Regions from separate parts of the Homo sapiens genome. Here region 2 is linked to region 1. A link is an interaction called in ENCODE POLR2A ChIA-PET data of the cell type or tissue named here. Cell type or tissue: OCI-LY7. All regions are shown on one strand. Each heading gives the region's core, and the rest is flanking DNA. Links, peaks and the distances in the headings are about the cores only.

Region 1 (8,000 bases), core at 1-8,000:
CACTCATCAGCCGGGCACAGTGGTTCACGCCTGTAATCCCAGCACTTTGGGAGGCTGAGGTGGGCGGATCATGAGGTCAGGAGTTCAAGACCAGCCTGGCCAACATAGTGAAACCCTGTCTCCACTAAAAATACAAAAAAAAATTAGCCTGACATGGTGGTGCACACCTGTAGTCCCAGCTACTGAGGAGGCTGAGGCAGGAGAATTGCTTTAAGCTGGGAGGCGGAGGTTGTGGTGAGCCAAGATCATGCTATTGCACCCCAGCCTGGGCAACAGAGCAAGACTCCACCTCAAAAAAACAAAAAATTTCACTCATCTAAGATATTTTTAAATTTCCCTTGTGATTTCGTCTTAGACCCATTGATTATTTAGGAATTTGTTGTTTAATATCCAGGCCAGGCACAGTGACTCACACCTATAGCCCCAGCACTTTGGGAGGCTGAGGCGGGTGGATCACCTGAGGTCAGGAGTTTGAGACCAGCCTGGCCAACATAGTGAATATAACCCCATTTCTACTAAAAATACAACAATTATCCGGGCGTGGTGGCGGCACCTGTAATCCCAGCTACTCAGGAGGCTGAGGCAGGAGAATCGCTTGTACCCGGGAGGTGGAGGTGGCAGTGAGCCGAGATTGTGTCACTGCACTCCAGCCTGGGCGACAAGGCGAGATTCTGTCTCAAAAAAAAAAAAATCTATACATTTGTGAATTCCTTTCTTTTGTTGATTTCTAGTTTTCCTTGTTGTAGAAGAATATACTTTGAATGATTTTCTCTTTTAATTCATTGAGGCTTTTTTGTGGCCTATGGTCTGGTTTATGTTTAATGTACACTTGAGTAGAATGTGTATTGTGCTGTTGTTGAGTGGGGTGTTCTGTAAATGTCTGTTAGGTTTTTAGTGTCTGCTGATCAAGTTTTTCTAACTCCTCGTTGATCTTCTGCCTCGCTCTCCTGTCTGTTAGGAGCCTGGCCCTGCCAACACCTTGATTCTGGACTTCCAGCCTCCCAAACTGAGACAGTTAATTTCAGTGTGAAACCACCCCATTTCTTCTGTTACAACCACCCTGACACAGGCTGATTGAGCTTAACCTACTGTGGAAATAAGTGGCAACCTCAGATAGTGCTTGAAGGAGGCGGAACAGATTGGCCATTTTGTGTGAGTGCATGTGTGCGTGTGTGTGCGTGTGTGTGTGTGAGTGCATGTGTGCATGTGTGTGAGTGTGTGTGTGTGTGTGTGTGCTGTGTATGGTTGTATTCTGCTGACTGCAGTCATGGATCCTTGGACTGTTGTGTGATTTTAGGTGCGTGCATGAGTGTGTGTGCGTGTGTGTGTGTGCATGCGTGTGTGTGTGTGCGCTGTGTATGATTGTATTCTGCTGACTGGTGTCATGGATCCTTGGGCTGTTGTGTGATTTCCGGTCCTGACTGCGTTTCACCTCTTCCCTGCACTATGACCGGCAGGCTGGAGGCAGCACGGCTGGAAGGGAGTGGTGGAGAGGGCAGCCGTTGTGGGTGAGATCAATGCATTTTGTTTACTACACATAAAATCTCATTCCTTTGTTGAATTTCAGGTCATTCAAAAAGTCTTCAAGATTTTATTCACAGCAAGGAATAATGACAGATGTTTACAGAGAAAGTTGCTGCTGCTTTTCTAGACAGTTTTCAGCAGTTTCCCCTCTGTTCTCTGCAGGCACGTCCTTGTGATGCCCAGGGCTGACTTGGCTTTTCTGATCCCCCGCTAACCTGTGTGTCCAGTTCCCGGCCTGCCCTTCCTCAATTTTGTGCATAATTTCAATACACTTTGCTAAAAGGAAAACTTCTCTCTATAATTGTCATATGCTGTTTATGTCTTAAAAGGTCACCTTAAATAGGTGATATAAAAAATGATATAAAAAATTTCAGTCAATGGCTGATTTTTTTAAACGCTCCATTTATTTGGAATGCACCGTCTTTCCTTTGCCCCTCGAAATGCAGTCACATTGCACTTGTGTCCTGGCCTGTCTAGTTGCACCTTATCCATGTTATCATGCAGCCAGGCATTTCTAATACAGTTTCACACTGCTAGCAAAATTGGCACTTCATGTACTATTAGCCTTGTAGAAAATAAGTTTGCTTTTCAGAACGCAGTAGCATCCCATTATGATACTGCGTGGACTCAGCTATACCAGGGACAGGTAGCACAAATGTCATCACCTCCACCCCAAGCTGTAGAACTATTGGCTCATAATGGGGCATTCAGCTCTAACTTCCAGTGTCCGCATTGGAAAGCACCAATATGATCTTCCGAGGGACTTTAAACATTTTATGCTTCTCTTTTTGGATTTCAATTTGAGTGAATGAGTTAATACAGAAACACTTTTGTCTTCAAAAAGCTTCCTTTTTTTTTTTTTTTGGCCATCCTCGTGCTGAAATCAGACAGTACAAGTCTTATTTCATTCCCTGGACCAGGACAAAGTCACTGGAATAAGAAGGCAAGAACCTTTATAGGCCCAAATGCCTTCTCATTGTAATGCATATGTTTTGGTTTTTGTTGGTTTTCGTTTTTTTTTTTTTTTTTTTTCCCAGCTGGGGTCTTGCTCTGTTGCCCAGGCTGGAGTGCAGTGGCATGATTATGACTCACTGCAGCCTCGACCTCCTAGGCTCAAGCGATCCTCCCACCTTAGCCTCCCGAGTAGCTGGGACTACAGGTGTGTGCAACCACAGCCTGGCTTATTTTTTAAATTTTTAAGATTTTTTTTGTAGAGACAGTGTCTCACCATGTTGCCCAGGCCGAGTTTGCTTTTTAAAAGATGACTCTCACCCGTTCTTACCAGGAGACAGTCACAGATTCGTTGTGCTTTGATGTAAAGATGAATAAGAGTGAGAACATTTATGTAAAAATGAAATGCTTTCAGCAAGAACTGGTTTTGTTTTTCTTTGTCAAGACACAATTCTGTGGGAAATAGTGTTACTAGATTTGCAGACATTTGCACGCCTGCTGGGCGGCGTTTTGTGTTTTGTTCCCCCCACCCACCCATTCCTTCTGATGAGACTGAGGAACTGGCTGCTGCCCAGCTGGAGTGTTCTGAGTGGCCTCAGAGCTGGATTTCTGGAGTTTCTGTTTCAGCAGCTGTGGACGGGCTGTTTTCGCTTTTGTAAACGTGATGGTCGGAAGCCCAGCAGGTGCCGTCGAGTTACAGTGTTTGCCTCTCTTCCTCCAGGGAGATGACAGTCTGTCTGCAGTCACCTTTGACTCTGATGTGGAGACGGTGAGTGCCGCTGGGTGTCAGCCGTGCGACCTCGGGCTGGTTGCGCTGCCCTTGCAGACTGCACTCGGAAGCGTAAAATAGGCCGTTCTCCACAATACTGTGTCGAGAGCTGGAATGCATATTCCGAATGCTCCTTGGTGTTTGAAAAGTTTCCAGCCCTTAGGTTTAAATACCTGTGGTGATAACTTTAAAACTTTTATCTGGACGTGAATCCTGAGCAGGGCTCATGTGAGACAGATTGCTAGTCCCTGGCCTGCAGCTGGTTTTGCCCTGCACCCCACGCCCTCATCCTGACACTTGAGGGGAGGAGGAGAGCCCCTGCTAATGCCGTCGGAAGGACCCGATGGGAGAAAGCAGACCTGGGCAGCCGCCATCCCAAGCTGAACTGCTGCCTGGCCTCCCAGCCCGGAAAGGAGAGGGGCAGGAGTGGTGTCCGATGGCCCAGTGGCACACTATGGCCCCGGACTGGGCTTTGGGTTTGTTTGGCAAGCTGTGCTGGGTAGAAAAGGAAGTGTGCCAATTGCTCTTCTCGTGTATGAGCGAAAAAAGCTTTTCTTACTGGAGACGCAGATCTAGCAAACCTGCAGCCAGCAGAACGAACCCGGCACCAGCAGATCTCAATTCCACGTTTGCTCTGTGGACTCAAGGGGGAGCCTCAGCTCCACTGTCTCCCTCCAGGGACCTCTGTTCGCAAAGTTAAGGATTTTCCCTCCATGTCACAGAGGGCAGGGGATGCTCCTCTGATGTTCCCCGGAGGAGGAGGGATCCAAACCAAGCCCCAGGGAAAATTCCCCCCGCGCAGAACTTGGGGCTCAATGTTTCTGCTGGAGGGGAAGTGAGGAGACCTGGCCGCGGTAGCCTTATCTGCTCGGTCTAGTGCAAGGTGATGAGGAAGTTAAGGTTGGAAGCATGGCAGCATCTTCCCCAGGCCACGGCACGACGGGTTGTGTGTCTCTAATGCAAAATCCAAAATGCTCCAAAAATGGAAACTTTTTGAGCACCCTCATGAGGCCACAAGTGGGAAATTCCACCCTTAAGTACTTCACACAAGCTTTGTTTCATGCACAAAGTTATTAAAAACACAATATAAAATTACCATTGCACTATGGGTATAATGTATATATGAAACATAAATGAATTTTGTGTTTAGACTTGGGTCCCATCCCCAAGATACCTCATTATATGGATGCAAATATTCCCAAATCAGAAACACTCTTGGTCCCAGGCATCTCGGATATGGGACACTCACCCCGTAGTAAGCAGTGGAACCAGATCTGGACCCCGTTCTGTGAGATCTGGACCCCATTGGGTGTTTGGCATCGTGGTTGTCACAGGAGACCACCTTCCAGACAGGGTCTCCCTTTGCTCGGCTTTCTTCCATAGTGGGCTTTGCAGTTGACTTATGTGCAGGGATTCATCTGACCACCTCCACCTGAGTGGACAGAGGTGCGCTGGGCTCCCAGGCTGGCTGTGCGGGCGGTTTGGGTGGGGGCAGATCCGCCATTTGTGTGGGACCCTCAGTCTGAACGTCAGGAGCCCGGGCCCGATGGTTTTCTGTAATTGGAACTTGTGCTCTGAGAGCCCAGCCCTGAGCACTGACGTGAGTGCATTTTTGTGGGGTCTGCATCGGGCCCTGCGTGTCCTGTTCCTGGACCCTCCTTACGTCCCCGTAAGCTCACGTCCTCTTGCTGCTCTTACACGACCCCTGACCCTTTCTGAACATGGTAGGGTCTTGTGATGCACCACTGTGGGAGCTCAGCAAGCCTTATGCCATTTCTTCTTTCTTTCAGAAAGCAAAAAGGAAAGCTTTCCACAAACCTCCACCCACATCGCCAAGTAAGTATGACGAGGCCTGCCTTCCCTCTCACGCCGACGTTCCCTGGTGTCCTGGAGAGAATGAAGGGTATTTGCTTTGTACATTTAGGTAGCTGAGACCTGACGCCTCAGCCAGTTGGCCCCATTCCCACTGGGGTCTCCCAGTTCGCGCTGGAGTCTCCCCCTTTCATGTTGGGGTTCATGCTGGGGTCTCAGGAGCACGTGGAGTCCCTGTTGGTGCCAGAGTGACGAGCCCTTTCTCAGGGCTGAGGCTGCCACCAACTCCCCAGTCTCCCCCGACAGTGCCTCTAGGCCTTTTGTTTTCTTTTTCTTGCTTTCTCAAAGGCTTACCTCTTCTGAATGCTGCCAGAGTTAAAGGATTTTTGACCTGGGATTTGTTCCTGAGAGTCGAAGTTACTGAGAAGGTGTAGTTGGTGGGACGGGTGGCAAGTTCACCTTTTTCCCCTTTGGATCATCCTGGGCTTGTTTTGCTGCCAGGGTTCTATTCTTCCTCACCCTCAGCAGGAGGAGGGCAGCATTTGCCACCCTGCTTGTCCAGGAGGGTGCCGCGGAGGTGGGGTTAGTCCAGGTGGCCCCGAGGCCCCTCTGTCTCTAATGCCGCTCTCGTGTACAGCAGCCCGTGTGCCGACCTTGTGCGTACGAATGTGTTCGTGACCCTGTAAATCCTAGGCCGGCATCCTGTGCTACCCCAAAGCCTGTGGCCTTCCCTGGCTGTGCCATCTGTAGATGTGTGTCTATTTTATATACGCGTATCATATATTTCAAAGGTTCAGTCAAGTATATGACGCACTCAGAGAATATAAACAAACTTTGCTACTAGCCCAAGGAAAACATAATTAGGTAAATCCCTGCACAGAAAAGAATGCATGTTATATGTTACAAATCAATATAAACACTAGAAGGAAATCACCTAGCAATTTGGATTTTTGATGTCCTTTCTCTCCTTCCATGGAGAAAATTGAGAATTGATATAAAGTAAAAGGCCAGGACCGGGGGTGCCTCCTGACTCACACTCGGGACCTGTTTTTCTCCGGGTTTCTAGTTTCGTGAGTGTAGGGACCATGTCTGTCCTGTTCACTCAGCAAGTGTTTTTCTCCAAGGCCTGGTCAACCTGCTTGTAGGTTTGCAGCTCCCACCACGTTCCGAGGCTTTTCATCGTCCTGGTCACTCTGCCAGGAGGGCGAGGCAGGCGATGATGTTTTCCTGCTTTCCGAGTTTGTCGTTTTCCGGGCAGTATCAAACGCTGGCATCTCTCCACCACCCTGTCTCCGTCCTCTCTTCTTCCCTCCCCGCTTTTATCCCCGCTTTCATGCTTTCCTGAGGAACCCTTCCTACTCGCCGATAAGCCCACACACTCTTAGGAGGGAAATGTAATGTGTAGGGCTTTTTTCTGCTCACTCATTTACTTGTATAAATGACAACTTAAATCTTTACGTTTTGGAAGAATTTGAGACTATCTGGGAGGCCAGGTTCTGTGGTCCCGGGTAAGTGAAGATGCAGCAGGGTCCCTGCGTCTTTATTCCCTCATTCACAGTTACGGTGGCGAATTTCACATAAATTGTGAAACCGCGGGAAAAACTTAGAAACTTAAACATTTTGAACATATTAGACTTAAATTTTCAGACCCTACTGACATACATTTTGCAATTTAAGATATATAAGAATGTTTTAAGAGTGCCTTAGTTTTTGCATACGTTTATTATCTTTTTTATACTTAAAGAGGGAAAATCTCAGATAAAGAATTTTAAAACATTTCCCTTACTTTCATACAAAATCAAGAATGCCCTGAAACAGTAAGATTTTTCTCATTTATTTTAGATATTTTACATATTAAGTTCTAAATATTGCTCTGTCACTATGTAGTGACATTAAAAATGTGACATGTTAAAAAGGCACAAAACGATGTGTTCACTGTGGCTGTGAGTGTGTAAGAACACGCACATCTCTCAAAATTGGGGGTGAGAAATTAAATGCTATAATAAATGTTGGTAGAATTCATATATTTCCCATTATATTCTTCCCATTCTTTTCTTTTCTTTTCTTAAGAAAAGCCTGTTACCCAGGCTGGAATGCAGTGGCATGATCATAGCTCACTGTAGCCTCGACCTCCTGGGCTCAAGAGATCCTCCTGCCTCAGCCCCCTTGAGTAGCTGGGACCACAGGTGTGAGCCACCACACCCAGCTAATTTTTAGATTTTTTATAGAGACAGGGTCTTGTTGTATTGCCCAGGCTGGTCTTGAATTCCTGGCCTCAAGCGATTCTCCTGCCTTAGCCTCCCAAGGTATTGGTATTATAGGCATGAGCCACCATGCCTGGCCTCATTATGCTATTTCTTTATAATAAAAGTTAAAGGAGAAATGTCAGTATATAGGTAAAGTAACTCTTTTTTCATTTTTGCCAGAATGTTTGACTAGAGTCACCACGCTCGTGGATTTTGTTTTCCTATTTCTGTCTTTCTGAAGTTCATGTGTTGAGCTCACATGTTGCTGTCCGGCACCTCTGAATCCACGTGTTGGCTTTTCCAGAGTCACCTTATCTCTCTAAGCCGAGAAAAGTGGCCTCCTGGAGGTCCCTCAGGACGGCAGGGAGCATGCCTCTGGGCGGCCGAGCGTCCCTGACCCCGCAGAAGCTGTGGCTGGGAACCGCAAAGCCAGGTATGTGGTTGTCGCACTGGAGACCCTTCCTGCTTGAGAGAAGAGTTCGAGAAATTTCAGGGAGTGGTTTGAGATGGAGTTTTTAATATTCCTTGTTTGAATTACATTGTCTTTAGTTTTCTCGAAGACATCAAATATACACATCGTAGTTTTATGTCATGCATAAATGTGGTTTCGCCAAGTGGCGCTTTAGCCTCCCTTGGTCCCGTGTGGTCTCTACATGGGAGTGGTGAGTTGTCTTGCCAGAGCCAACTGTTATAGTCTT
Region 2 (12,588 bases), core at 2,681-10,680, 160 kb after region 1:
AGCTTCCACCCGAGGAGATGCCAATACTGCAGCCCAGAAATCCAATGCGTCTATTTCAATATGGCGCCCTGAACACCGCAAATAACCTGCCTCCAAGTTCCAGAGGGTTCTGGAGGGAGAGATGGAGCAGCAAGTGAATGAGAAGCCATAGGGCAGGTCTCAGTGACCTGAAGACTTTCCTCCAGAGAGCGTGCAAGACAGGCCATGAACCTGGGACCTGGAGGCAGGAGCAGCACGTCCACACCCTGTGGGCTCCACTCCCAGAGCTCAGTTACCCCCGAAAACCGTAGACTCTGCCTCTCCCTGGTCGCCTGTCAGCCGCCGTTGAGGCCTGCTCAAAAGGCGGCTTCAGCTCCTTTCTTGGGAAACCTAACGCTTTTCTGTTCCAGGTCCAACACAACGCCTCACAAAACGATCACGAGATTGAAAGGCTGATGTCAGTGAACCATCCCCTTCCAGGGCACGCAGTGCCAGACCCTCCCCTGGTGCCTCTGTATACAGGCGTCCAGCCCGCCCGCTGCAGTCCCCCCACCGACTCTCAGGTCTGGACCAGCTCCCCTGAACGCCAAGGCTTCAAGGAAACACCAGGATCCCATATTTCAGGACCATCTCTCCCCGGGGCTGCTGTGCAAATTAAGCAAGTCTTAAAGTGGCCTGTCCTCTTCAAAGCAAAGCCTCCTGAATTTCAAGCAATCATTTCGGAAAGAGACTGCTAAGCACATGTGATGCACCTTACAGAGAAATGGCACTACCAGATTTGGAAAGGCTGCATGTGCGTGAGGAAAGATTAGCAAGGATTTCATCTCTGCCCTTAAATCACCAAAGAAAACCCACCATCCCCGCAATTCTCGAGGCAGGTTGCTGGCCACAGTGAGAAGACCTTGGTGGCACGTTACACGGTGAAATACAATCCTCACCACATTAAACATGGATGTCCCCAAACCTGGAAGGAACCTCCCAGCTTGCCTCTTCAGTGACTGTCAACCCTGGCTGACATCAGAACCGCCTGGGACATGGAGAAACCTGTATGAGTTGGTGTCTCAGGCCTGGCGGCTCAGCACACTGCCCGGGTGAGAGCTCCTCAGGTGATTCGACTGTGTCCCCAGGGCAGAGAGCCACTACATCATCCAGCATGGAGACGTGAGGACATCCAGGCTCCCAGAGCTCAGCCTACAGTCGGAGCACACTGTGTGCTCAGGGCAGGTGTTTTTCTGGCGCACTCTCTGCCTTTCCCACTTGTGGTCAGTTCAAGCCCCCACCAGCCACACATGGGCTAATGGTGCTAAGTGGCATCCCCACTCCTCTTTCCAGAAAGCTGCTTGTTTGGGCAAGAAGAGAGATGCCCCGTGATGCCGAAGAGCAAGTTATGGTGGAGGCCTGAGCATGAGAGCTCTGGTCACACCACGCCGAGGACCGGACGGTGCCCTTGCTTCCTGTGAGTGGTCTCTTCGCTTTCTGGCTGGAACGATAACCCCAGGGGTTGTGAGGACAGAACCTCCACCTGCCATCCCCATGGGCACCGCTGGTCTCCAGAGCACGTCAAGGTCCTTCCCCTCCCAGCTTCTGATCTTGGAGAGCGAGGCCTCTCATGCTCACATGCATGTGTTTAGGTGTATATGCTGCCATGCCATGCTTTAAAAATAAAAAGTGTTTTGAATAAAAGCCTCTGGAACACAACTTTATTTATTTACTTTTTTGGAGACAGAGTCCCACTCTGTCACCAGGCTGGAGTGCAGTGGCATGATCTCGGCTCACTGCAACCTCTGCCTACCGGGTTCAAGCGATTCTCCTGCCTCTGCTTTCCGAGTAGCTAGGATTACAGGCGCCCACCACCACACCCAGCTAATTTTTGTATTTTTAGTAGAGTTGGGGTTTCACCATGTTGGCCAGGATGGTCTCGATCTCTTGACCTTGTGATCCGCTCGCCTCGGACTCTCAAAGTGCTGGGATTACAGGCATGAGCCACTGCGCCCGGCCATCTTCATTTATTTTTAAGATGGGGTCTTTGCTCTTGCCCAGGGTGGAGTGCAGAGTGCGATCGCAGCTCGCTGTAGCCTCAAGCTCCTGGGCTCAAACGATCCTTCTGCCTCAGCCTCCCAAGTAGCTGGCACTACAAGCATGCACCACCATGCCCAGCTGATTCTATCCGTAAAGATGGGGTCTCTTGTGGCCTGGGTTGGTCTCAAACTCCTGCACTCAAGCAATTCTCCCACCTTGGCCTCCCAAAGTGCTGGGATTATAGGTGTGAGCCACACCTGTATTATTTACAATGGTTCTCCTACATGCCAGGCTTTGTTTGGTATGTGGAAATAAAAACTGTGATGAATAAATAATAAACCACCTTCAAATAACATTAGGATTAGAGCTGGGTGTGGTGGCTCATGCCTGTAATCCCAGCACTGTGGGAGGCTGTGGGAGGCTGAGGTGGGCCGATCACGAGGTCAGGAGATAGAGACCACCCTGGCCAACATGGTGAAACCCTGTCTCTACTAAAAATACAAAAAATTAGCTGGGTGTGGTGGCGGGCGCCTGTAGACCCAGCTACTTGAGAGGCTGAGGCTGAAGAATCGTTTGAACCCACGAGGTGGAGGGAGACTCTGTCTCAAAAAAAAAAAAAAAAAAAAAATTAGGATGAGAGTGATCTGCTGTGAATCCTGGGGAATGAAAAATCAATTTAGTGTTGGTTTTGAATACTGGCACTATTTTATATTAAGCAAAGAAAGACTAAATTTATTTTAATAAACATTCAGAGGCTGAGGGTGGCCAAATTTTCAAGCCAGACCCTCCCAATGTTAATACACTGTGCAAAGCTTACACCATGAACAACTGACCCGGACCACTACCATTCCAATGGGAGCCTCTGCCTTACAATACCAGGTTAGATGTCTGTGCCCAGAACCCCTAAATTAGTTACAACTAATAATCTTCTTTCAAGAGTTTTTTTTTTCAATCTTGGAGTTAACAATCTGACTTATTTTTCTTTTATCAAAGAAGTAGGAAAATTACAATAAGAATTCTAGAGATCTCTATAAATTACAGACCTATGACTCAAAATCCTTGAAACAATTTCTCTACGAACATAAGAGTTAAAAATAGATTTCAGTAAAACCCTATATGCGTCTTATGTGTACACAGTATAGCTATGAGGAACAGATCTTATTTTGAGGAACTTTATTGTTACATTTTTGCAATAATTGAGGCACAACTACCTCCTGCTTTTCCAACATCTTAATAAAAAAGACAATAAGGATTAACAGTGAAATTAAAATTAAAAAATACAAAAGCCTAAGGTTCTGGAGACAAAACTGACTAGAGTCTATGTGTAGCCAAGTTGTGAATGACAGTTTAGCCTTGCAGAGTTTCCTTCTTCTCCAATTACAATGTGTTACAGAATTTGGAAGGGGGTGTCTTTAAAAACGTTCTAATTCACCCCGGTCATGAGGAGGAGGAGGAGGAAGTCCAGCTCAGCAAGGCCAAGTGCCTCGGCCAGGGCGGTGGGGTCAGCGCTGAGCGGGTCAAGAGCCCGCGCCGGGGGCCATCCCCCTGCGCTTTCTATCGAGTTAAACGGACCCCACAATATCTCCTTCCTCTCATGCTTCTGGTTTGAAAGTGACGAGTAAATATGTCAGACTGTTTAAAGGAAAACAAGCACTCATTGACAAGGCCGGACTACTCAGGAAGGTGTTTCAAACAACTCCCCTGCTACGCGAATCACAGCGCTGCTGTCGCCAACAGCGCCGCGAAGAGGCTCTCCCCGTTGGCGGAGGACCCGCTTGCACTTCCTCTGGGCTCTGGATTCTAACACACACAGGAGACACAGCGAAAGCTGACCCAGAAGGCAAACAAAGCTCACCACGCTCCGGACCGGGCTGCGCGTCACTGTTGCAGACTGCAAATGGGACCTGAGACCACCCCGAGGGCCCCACCAGGAGCTCTCTTTCTCCTTTAAAACGTGGTCATCGGCACTCATCTCCGGTCACATCCGTGAGGTCTGTGAAGAGCCACAGAAGCAGTACAAAAACAGCGACTTCTTTATCCAGCCAAAAAAGGAGCCACAAGCCCAGCAAACACTGACACACAGCCTCGAGCACTGCGAGAGAGAGTTCCATGCTGTCTCCCGATGAGAACGCTGTGCTAACAGGGTGACCCAGAGGCAGGTTTCCCCTCCCTCTTCTGCTTCTGCATCTGCCCCAAGGGCTTGCGTTTACCGGGTTTGCGGAAAACAAGCCAAGGGTGAGCTGCAGAGGGGCTCGGGGCTCGGGGCAGCACGGCCTCGGGACGAGGGCCCTGGGATATGTGACTGAGCCACAGCAACATTCGGGTGCCAATTAAGAGGACGCTTTTCATTTTCTTGTAAATGCTAGGACACATCCCAAAACACACTAGGCAGGATTTCTCAGTAGAGTGATACACAGAGGGGACCAGCTTGGAATGCAATGTATTTTAAACACAGTGAAAGCCACCTGGCAGGTAGCTGGACAAGTGAGCTGGGCCCAGGACTGGCCAGCTCGTATCAACATTCACAGGCTCCCGCGGGCTCCCCCAGGACAGCGGCATCCGAGAGTGTTTACTCTTCTGCAAGCACAGTCATAGAAGCGAGGGGCCTCGATGAGAATCAGACTTAGGGAGAGCGGCGAACAGGCACGGCTGTCCAAAGGCACTGGTGGAGCGGCAGTTTGGAGAAACTCAAGATTCCTCCAGCGTCTGTGGGCTTCCCGAAAGGTCAGCTGTTAGCTCGCCAAGCAGCTGGGGCATTAACAAAAGCTCTGCTAGTGGCCTTGCCAGCTTTCTGAAGCCCCAGAAGAGGAATGTTTCTGAAAGAAGGAAACGCTATGTGCTGCCAACTGTGTGTGAGCAGATGACTTGCAGGAAGATGGGAGAGCCGTCTGCAAGGGGACCTGGTTTCTGTGTCTTTGCCGTTGGGTTGGGCAGTGGGTGGCTAAGGGGAGAAGAGCACCGCTGTGTGTGCACGGACGGAGCGGCAGTCACCGTGGGCATCCTGTCTCACTCCGTGTTGTGCTGCTGGGCATGGGGCAGGGTGGGAAGGGCTGAGCCTGCTGTAGGGGCGTAAGGTGAATCCACACCTGCAGAGCTCTGCAGCCCGTCCTCAGAGCTGGGAAGGGATCCTAGGCACGGCTCCTCAGCTTCATCTGAGAGGCTTGGACTAGGGGCTCTTAGGAAATCGGCACGGGAGTTTGAAAAGGCAACGTGCTCCCTTTGGGAGGTGGCCTTCAGACACTGCGGCTGGGGCTGCAGGGCCGGGCTCAGGCACTGAGTTTAGCAGCATCGGCGTGCACTGGATCTCTACAAGCTACTGTTAGGCAAAGCTTTCAGGTTAGTCTGTCTCAGGGAAGACTTGTGAGTTAGAAAAGCCGTCTGCAAGGCCAGCTGGTTTTTGTGTTTCTGTCATTAAAGACAGAGCGTGTGTACACACATACACACACAACACGGTCCTCAATTAAACTGCGTCAGAAAAAGAGGAACGTTTCTGTAAAAGCAAAGCAAGCTGTGTGATTAGGTGTTCCGTATTCACAACATCATCACTCGGATTTTCAGTAGTTTCACTCGCCCCCAGGATTCAGTAGCTAACGTGACAGTTTCCATGTCCTTTTGCCTAGAGCTCGCTGGCTGGCTGGTCTGACAGCATTCCTGAGCCAGGTATTCCAGGGCACGGATCCGAGAAACCCACTCAAGGACCACACAGACAACACACACCCAAGAGTCTGACCGACAGCCGTGGGGGCTGCTCAACGACGACAAACCCCGGGGCTTCCTCGCTCACTGCAGCATGATGTCCTTCAGGTTCTCCTGCAGGATGGTGTCTTTCACAGCATGGAACACGAAGCGGACGTTCTCGGTGTCGATGGCGGTGGTGAAGTGGTGGAAGAGTGGCTTGCTGCGGTTCCGTCTCTTCCTGTCGAAGCACTGGACCAGGTAGCGCTGGACGTCCTCCAGCCTGTGCGGGTCGCCCCTGAAGTCCGGGAAGTGCTTCTTGATGCTCACGGTCTTCACCTTCTCCACCAGGAGGTCCATCTTGTTGAGGAAGAGAATGATGGAGACGTTGAAGAAGAGCTTGTTGTTGACGATGGTCTCGAAGATGTTCATGGACTCCACCAGCCGGTTGGTGCGCCTGTCCTCCATGAGGACCTGGTCGTACTCGCTGGAGGAGACCATGAACAGGATGGACGTGATCCCGTCGAAGCACTGGAACCACTTCTGGCGCTGGGACCGCTGGCCGCCCACATCCACCATCTTAAAGGGGATCTTCTTAATAACGAAGTCATGCTCCACAATTCCCTTGGTGGCTTTCCTAGCCAGCAGGATATCTTGCTTACTAGGAAAGTAATTCTGTAAAATACAGGATGAGGCAGAAATTTAGGGGGAGGAAGAAAGAACAGAGAAAATAGAAACAAAAAGATGGCAAAAAGATAAGAAGGAAAGAGACTGACTTTTGCAACAGGTTGAACCAGAAACCAAAAGCAAATTTCATTTATAACATTATCAACTGGCCGTGAAACAGAAAGAATCAAATACTTCATTTCAAAACGAACGGAGGCTCACCAGTCTGAGGACGAATGCTCAGAACACTCGTGGGCAGGCCCAGCGCAAAACCACATCCATTTTCTTCTCCAGAGGAAATTTACCATCTTTTTTGTTTCCATACCAGAGATACCTTTTTATTTTTCTAACTCCTAAAGCTTATAGCTTCCAAAACCTTACTGTGAATTAATTTAGGTTTTGAATGTGATGTAAATTCAATCTGCAATACATTTAATGTTATTCTTAGACAATTCTTTAAGTCTTTAGCGACACACAGGCAAGCATACTCTTCACTCACTTTGACTTTGCACTATTAATAATCCTCCAGGCCAGGCACGGTGGCTCACACCTATAATCCTGGTGCTTTGGGAAGTGGGAGGAATACCTTGAGCCCAGAAGTTCAAGAACAGCCTGGGCAACATAGTAAAACCCCATATTTACAAGAAGTAAAAACATTAGCTGGGCGTGGTGCCTCATGCTATAGTCCCAGCTACTTGGGAGGCCGAGACAGGAGGATCATTTGAACCTAGGAGGTTGAGGCTACAATGAGTTACGATCGTGCCACTGTACTCCAGCCTGGGTGACAGAGTGAGACCCTGTCTCAAAAAATCGAAAAACAAAACAGAACAAAAAACCAACAAAACACCTCCCGTGATGAGTGCACACACCACTCAGGCAGCTTCTTGCCAAAACACCAAACACGGACATGATCATGCCTCGATCTAGAGGTCTGACTACCACCCACGGGGTGTGCAGGGGACAGAGAAACATCTTCAATAACACTGCAGGGGTGGAAGAGCAAAGTCCACATGGTAAGAAACCCTACAGGATAAATAATCCAGTTACTCCAATAAACAAGTTGAAAGAAAAAAAGGAGAGACATACAGATTAACACTTAAGTGATCCTGACCAATGGCAATGCATGACCTTATTAGGTTGTTGATTCAAACTCTGCTAAAACAAAGCAAAATCAACATGAAAACATTAATGAGACAACAGGGAAAATCTCTAAACTGACTAGGTTGACATTACGGAATTACTGCCAATTTTTCAGGAGCCATACGGTACTGCGGTTGTCATTTTTCGTCTTGTCTTTTTGAGGTACACTCTAAAATATTCTCTGCATTTGCTCCCGGAGGCCGGGGGAGGGCTGCTGAAACAAGACTGGTAATCAGTGATAACTGCCATGCCTGGGGTTTCATTAGACTATTTGTTTTTGAGTATGTTTGAATTTTCCATGAGATAAAGGAAGTCCTCCTTTCACTCATGAACTCCTCTGTCTGTCTCCTTTATGGTGATCTGGGCAAAGGCAGTTTCCTCCCCTCCCCACTGAGACGGGGCCCAGATCCAAGTGAGAGCGTGCCATTACAGTACTATTCGTGGTAATGTGACAGAACAAGCTCGGCCTGTCAGTCCAGCCAAAGTCCTCACAACGTGGACTGCTTTGGTCTCTGGACACGTTTTCTAACCCTGGAGCCCAGCTTCTTCGGGCGGGCGTGCTTACTCACCAGCTGGCCGATCCGGTCCAAGTTGTCCAGGAAGTACTTCACCGACTCCCCCTGTCAGGAAGGAAGAATATTCACAGCTCAGTCTGGACTGAGGAATCCTGATGTGGCAAATACAAGAACTGAACAGGGTAAGAGCAGTGGCATTTCGCCTCCGTGTGAATGGGAAAGCAAAGGAAAAAGGCAGAGAGTGTCCGTGTGTTTTCTAAAATAAAAAAACTACCATTAAAGAAAATGTTTAATGCAGGTTCTTTAGCTCCAACCCCAAGGTTCAAATTCTGGCTGTTTTTCAATTTTCGCTGCTGGGTTTTGGTGTGTGGTGCGATGCAGGCCCCTCTGATGGGGGACTCTCTTTCCAGACATGAAGGCTGGCCCACTCCTGGCCATGCGGCCAGCAAAGGACAGGCTAGAATAGGATTTTAGATTTTGGCTCCTGGGTACAGTCTTGCTTCTGTCGAAGATGGCCTAAGGGACCCAAGACATTGTCCTTAAAGACAAAACATCCTGACGAAAAGGAGCATCTAGCAAAACATCTTCCAGTTTCTAGAAAGAGTCCATTATTCCTTCCCACATTTTTATGACCTGATTTATAGTAGCAAACACAGGGGAATCTTCCATTTGGATTGTTGTGGTGGAATGATGGCCAGTCTTCTCCTGCCTGGACCAATCATCGATACAATCTGAGACGTGTTCCATAGTGCGAAGGGCCCTGCGGAATCACCCAGGACCCCGTTTCAGGAAGCGCTGAGCCGCCAAATGCGAGGCACACACGGGGCACGGGAGGAGCCGGGAGAGCGCAACCACCGACCACAGAGCAGCCCGCATATGAACAGGCACGCAATGAGTCCCTTCAAAGGTAGCGTATTAAAAACCAATTATACCACTTTCTATAAGATTCCACTTTGAACCCTGCTCTAAAGACAGACACCAGCAGGCGGGGTCAAGGCTTCCAGGCTGCCCTGACATCAGGGCTTGTGGGAAGAGCAGTCACTTTCTGTGTTCTCATGGAAATGTACAGGGGCAAGGTCATACACATGTGGCGAGCTGACGCAGGAGAATTTTAAGGAGAGAAGGCCATCAGAATGGACTACGTGATGGCGCTGAAGCTCGTGGCGTTGTAAGGGATGGAGAAAGGCGGCCAGCACCTGCTCAGTCTATCTCTTCCTCCTCTGTCCCAGACAGACTGAGGGGAGAAAGCAGAGAGGAAGCTCCTTCAGGGAGGAGCCCACCTTCCTACTTTAGAACGAAGGCCTCTGGATGTTTTCAAAGTGAGTGTTTTGTTTGAGGGGACAGAAACACACGTCTCCCCATCCCAGCACTGCCTGTGTTGAGCGAGCACACATCCTCCTCCTCTGTGGCAGGACGGGGCGAGCACGTGCACCTCGTGACCACCGGCTCTCTAGAGCCCCAGGCAGAGGCCCAGCTCTGCAGTAGGGAAGGCATCGGGAGTGCCAGGGTGAACGTACCCCAAGGGCCCGGCACGACTGACCTCTCGTGCCTGCTCTCTCCCTTCCTCGCCAAGCCCCCGTGATGTGGGAAGCCAGCGTGAGGCCGGTGGGGCAGCCGCCTTCCCGTGGCTGTGCCAAGTCCCCCCGGTCCTCTGCACATCATGCCTCCTTCCACACCCTGACAGGAAGCAGCTGGGAGAAGCCGTTGGGTGCACTCACTCCCTGATTTACGACAAGTTCCTTCCTCAGCGCCTCTCTCTCCTGCCTCCTCCTGCTCTCCTGCCCTCCCCTGGGCCTCGGGAGGTGCCACGCAAGCCCAAGAAGCATCAGCATACTGTCCCTCCCTCTCCTGTGGCCACGGGCTCCCCCAGGGAGCTGAGAGTAGCAGCAGCTCACAGCCCAAGCCACCCTTGCCCGTTTCTAGGCAGGTGGTGGCACCAGGCACGAAGGAAGCAGAGGCAGTTCTCCTGCAGGGTTCTAGCTGGGTCAGGCATGGAGAGTCACAGTGGCACAGATGCCCCAGCCAGTGCTCTTATCACCACAGGACACAAAGCCCTGGACACACGTGCTCCGCCCAGATAGTACGGACGCAAGGGGAAAAGCACCACAGAGGGCACAATCAGGACAAGCTCGATGGGAAGCAGAAAACAGGAGGGACGTTTCCCTCGGTGTGAGTCTAAACACCCCTCGAGTCTGCAATCAGTCCCCCAGCTGCACTTCACAACACAGCAAACACTCACTGCTGCTTTCTCCACGATGACTGAATGAGGATGGCTCATTTAACTCATCACAGCATTTGTATCACTACTTGGAATGCAGGAAAACTTATCTGTGACTCTCGGTCATCTTGCATGAGTGGCGGAGGAGAGGAGTCAAATCTAGTTTCATGTCAGGGCGGCCTCATCTCGAGAAACAGCCCAGGGGGTCCGTGGGAAAGCTGCCACTGAACTGTAAGGTGCCAGGGACTGTGCCACAAGCTCTCTAATGGGGGCTGGAGGGGAGGGAAGAAGGGGACACAGAGCAACCCTGTGTGATCCAGAACGCTGTCACTCACATCCGCACTCTTGCTGTCCCTGAGGTTTGGTGCACTGCGGTTCACCAACAGAGACTGGACAATGCACCTGCTGATTGGGCACGCAGCCCACGGGACGATCGTTTGCGACGGACTCCTCAAGTCTTACAGCAGCAGCTCATTAAAAGGGCCAGGTTTACAATCCCATGCATTTTCAACACTAAGAGAATTCAGTCATTTCTTTAGAGAAAATGCATGTGGCAGAAACTGAGATGTCCACATGAAATTAACCGCTTGGTGGGTTTATAAAGAGGCACTGTGCCTGCCAAGACGAGCCCAGAGTCCTCTCAACGGCTGCTGCGGTCACACGATCTAGAAACACGAGTGGATCCAAAGTGGGCTCTCGGGACTCTCCTTGGTGTGAAAAACCTACACCACTCAAGATTAACACAAACTTGGACTTGCGGATTAAATGAAATGAATTTCATTAGGCTGGGGCCAGCGGCCACTGAGCACACACCTGACAGGGGCCTGTCCCCTGCCTCAACTGTCCCACGAATGTGTCTGTCCTCTCACGAGCAACAGAAGGGATGAACCTGAGCAGGGGCTGGTGGCAGTGAAAGAGGGGTTGTCTGTTTCAAGCAGCAGCAGCAGGTTGATATGGGGCCTGTGCACCTGTATTGGGCACAGCCGGGCAGATGTGATGTCGTGACACTGGGCAGGACCTAGGCCGACACACGCCCATGAGGAGACCGCCTTTCTGCAGAGGCCTGCAGCCTTCAGCAGTTTCTGGAAGCACCTGTCACCCACACCTCCGGTGGGAGAAAGACACACGCTCGGCTTGCTGCCGCTCAGAACTCCGTCAGCACCGTCAGGCAGGCACTGCAGCAGCCTCGCCCGTCACCTCTGTCTCTGCACACAGCAAGCTGCCCCTTCACAGACCCCTGCTGGCCTCACGCACTTCCTTCAGCTAATTTAGGACCACGAGAAAAGAGCTTCAGATCATTCAACCCTGCACAGGACCAGACCCTCGAGATCAGTACATGAGGGGCTGACTCTGGTTCCCTCTTGTCCTCTGCTCCTAATTGGAGCCTTTCTACCCACATGCTTGGTTCAGTTCCTGCCTGTCAATGTCACAGACTGACAGGGTGTGCATTAAAGACAGCCCATGTGTGGGTCCCACTGGGGAGTGAGAGGAAAAGGTAACCGTGGATTGGTCTCAGATGTAAGCGTCTAAGTAGGGACAGATCAAGGACCAGAGAGTGGTTACAAAGAAAACAAACACCAACTTCCAGCTCCTGGCCAGAGGGCCTTTTAATTTTAAACCCTATCTGCCCATTCAGGAGCTATCTCACAGTTTTGTTTTGTTTTTTTTTTTTTTGTTTTTTTTTTTTTTTTTGAGATGGAGTCTCGCCCTGTCGCCCCGGCTGGAGTGCAGTGGTGTGATCTTGGCTCACTGCAACCTCTGCCTCCTGGGTTCAAGCAATTCTCCTGCCTCAGCCTACAGAGTAGTTGGGACTACAGGCGTGCACTACCACACCCGGCTAACTTTTGTATTTTTAGTAGAGACGGGGTTTCACCAGGTTAACCAGGCTGGTCTCGAACTCCTGACCTCAGGTAATCCACCCACCTCAGCCTCCCAGAGTGCTGGGATTACAGGCGTGAGCCACAGCGCCCGGCCCTGTCTTACAGTTTCTGCACTTAGTGAGGTTAACTCTAAAATCCTAAAGCGGGGTCATTCACACTGTGACCGAAAACAGGGCTTGTTAATGGTGAGCTAGAGGATTCCAAAATCTAGTTCACTCACTTCAACGTGACAAATTACAAAGACAAATTTTAAAACTGCTGTGTATGAAAAGTAACAGCAAACTATGCCAAAGGCCCAGGTTTTCAATTTCATTACTTAATAAATAAATATTAAAGTTAGCATTTGATTTCCACTGAATAGAGACGCTAGCCAAACAACAGAGAATCTTTCAAAATACTTTTAAAAACAGTATCTAGTTCCCCAAAAGAAATCCTCATTTTGAACTCAGGCTTTGCTCAGTGAACGCCTGTGACATCTCACAGGGCTGGCGTGAGA

Evidence for each region. Peaks named below come from ENCODE experiments on the same cell type or tissue, not always from the same donor. Only the 100,000 strongest peaks of a DNase experiment are listed, where the experiment ranks them.
Region 2: POLR2A ChIA-PET joins it to region 1 with 6 read pairs; 3 of 35 experiments call an interaction of 5 or more read pairs at or near these places.

The regions. Positions count from the first base shown.
Region 1 is chr7:2,563,920-2,571,919 of GRCh38, forward strand. It overlaps IQCE (IQ motif containing E), which reads left to right. Exons shown (of 22, transcript NM_152558.5): 2 at 3,197-3,244; 3 at 5,035-5,080; 4 at 7,607-7,735. Among named protein-coding and RNA genes, the nearest start is that of IQCE, 8.9 kb to the left of the region's middle. RefSeq lists enhancers at 2,633-2,812, 2,924-3,526, 3,093-3,142, 3,343-3,512, 3,527-4,128 and 1 more. In OCI-LY7, for the core only: CTCF peaks have their summits at 3,887 (motif pointing right) and 4,090; DNase peaks (open chromatin) are centred at 3,192 and 3,882.
Region 2 is chr7:2,725,403-2,737,990 of GRCh38, forward strand. GNA12 (G protein subunit alpha 12) reads right to left here. Exons shown (of 4, transcript NM_007353.3): 3 at 8,049-8,099; 4 at 2,703-6,348. The coding sequence ends at 5,779. It also overlaps a transcript of AMZ1 not described here. Among named protein-coding and RNA genes, the nearest start is that of AMZ1, 43 kb to the left of the region's middle. RefSeq lists an enhancer at 8,337-9,324. In OCI-LY7, for the core only: no CTCF peak of the experiment used is centred there; no DNase peak of the experiment used is centred there.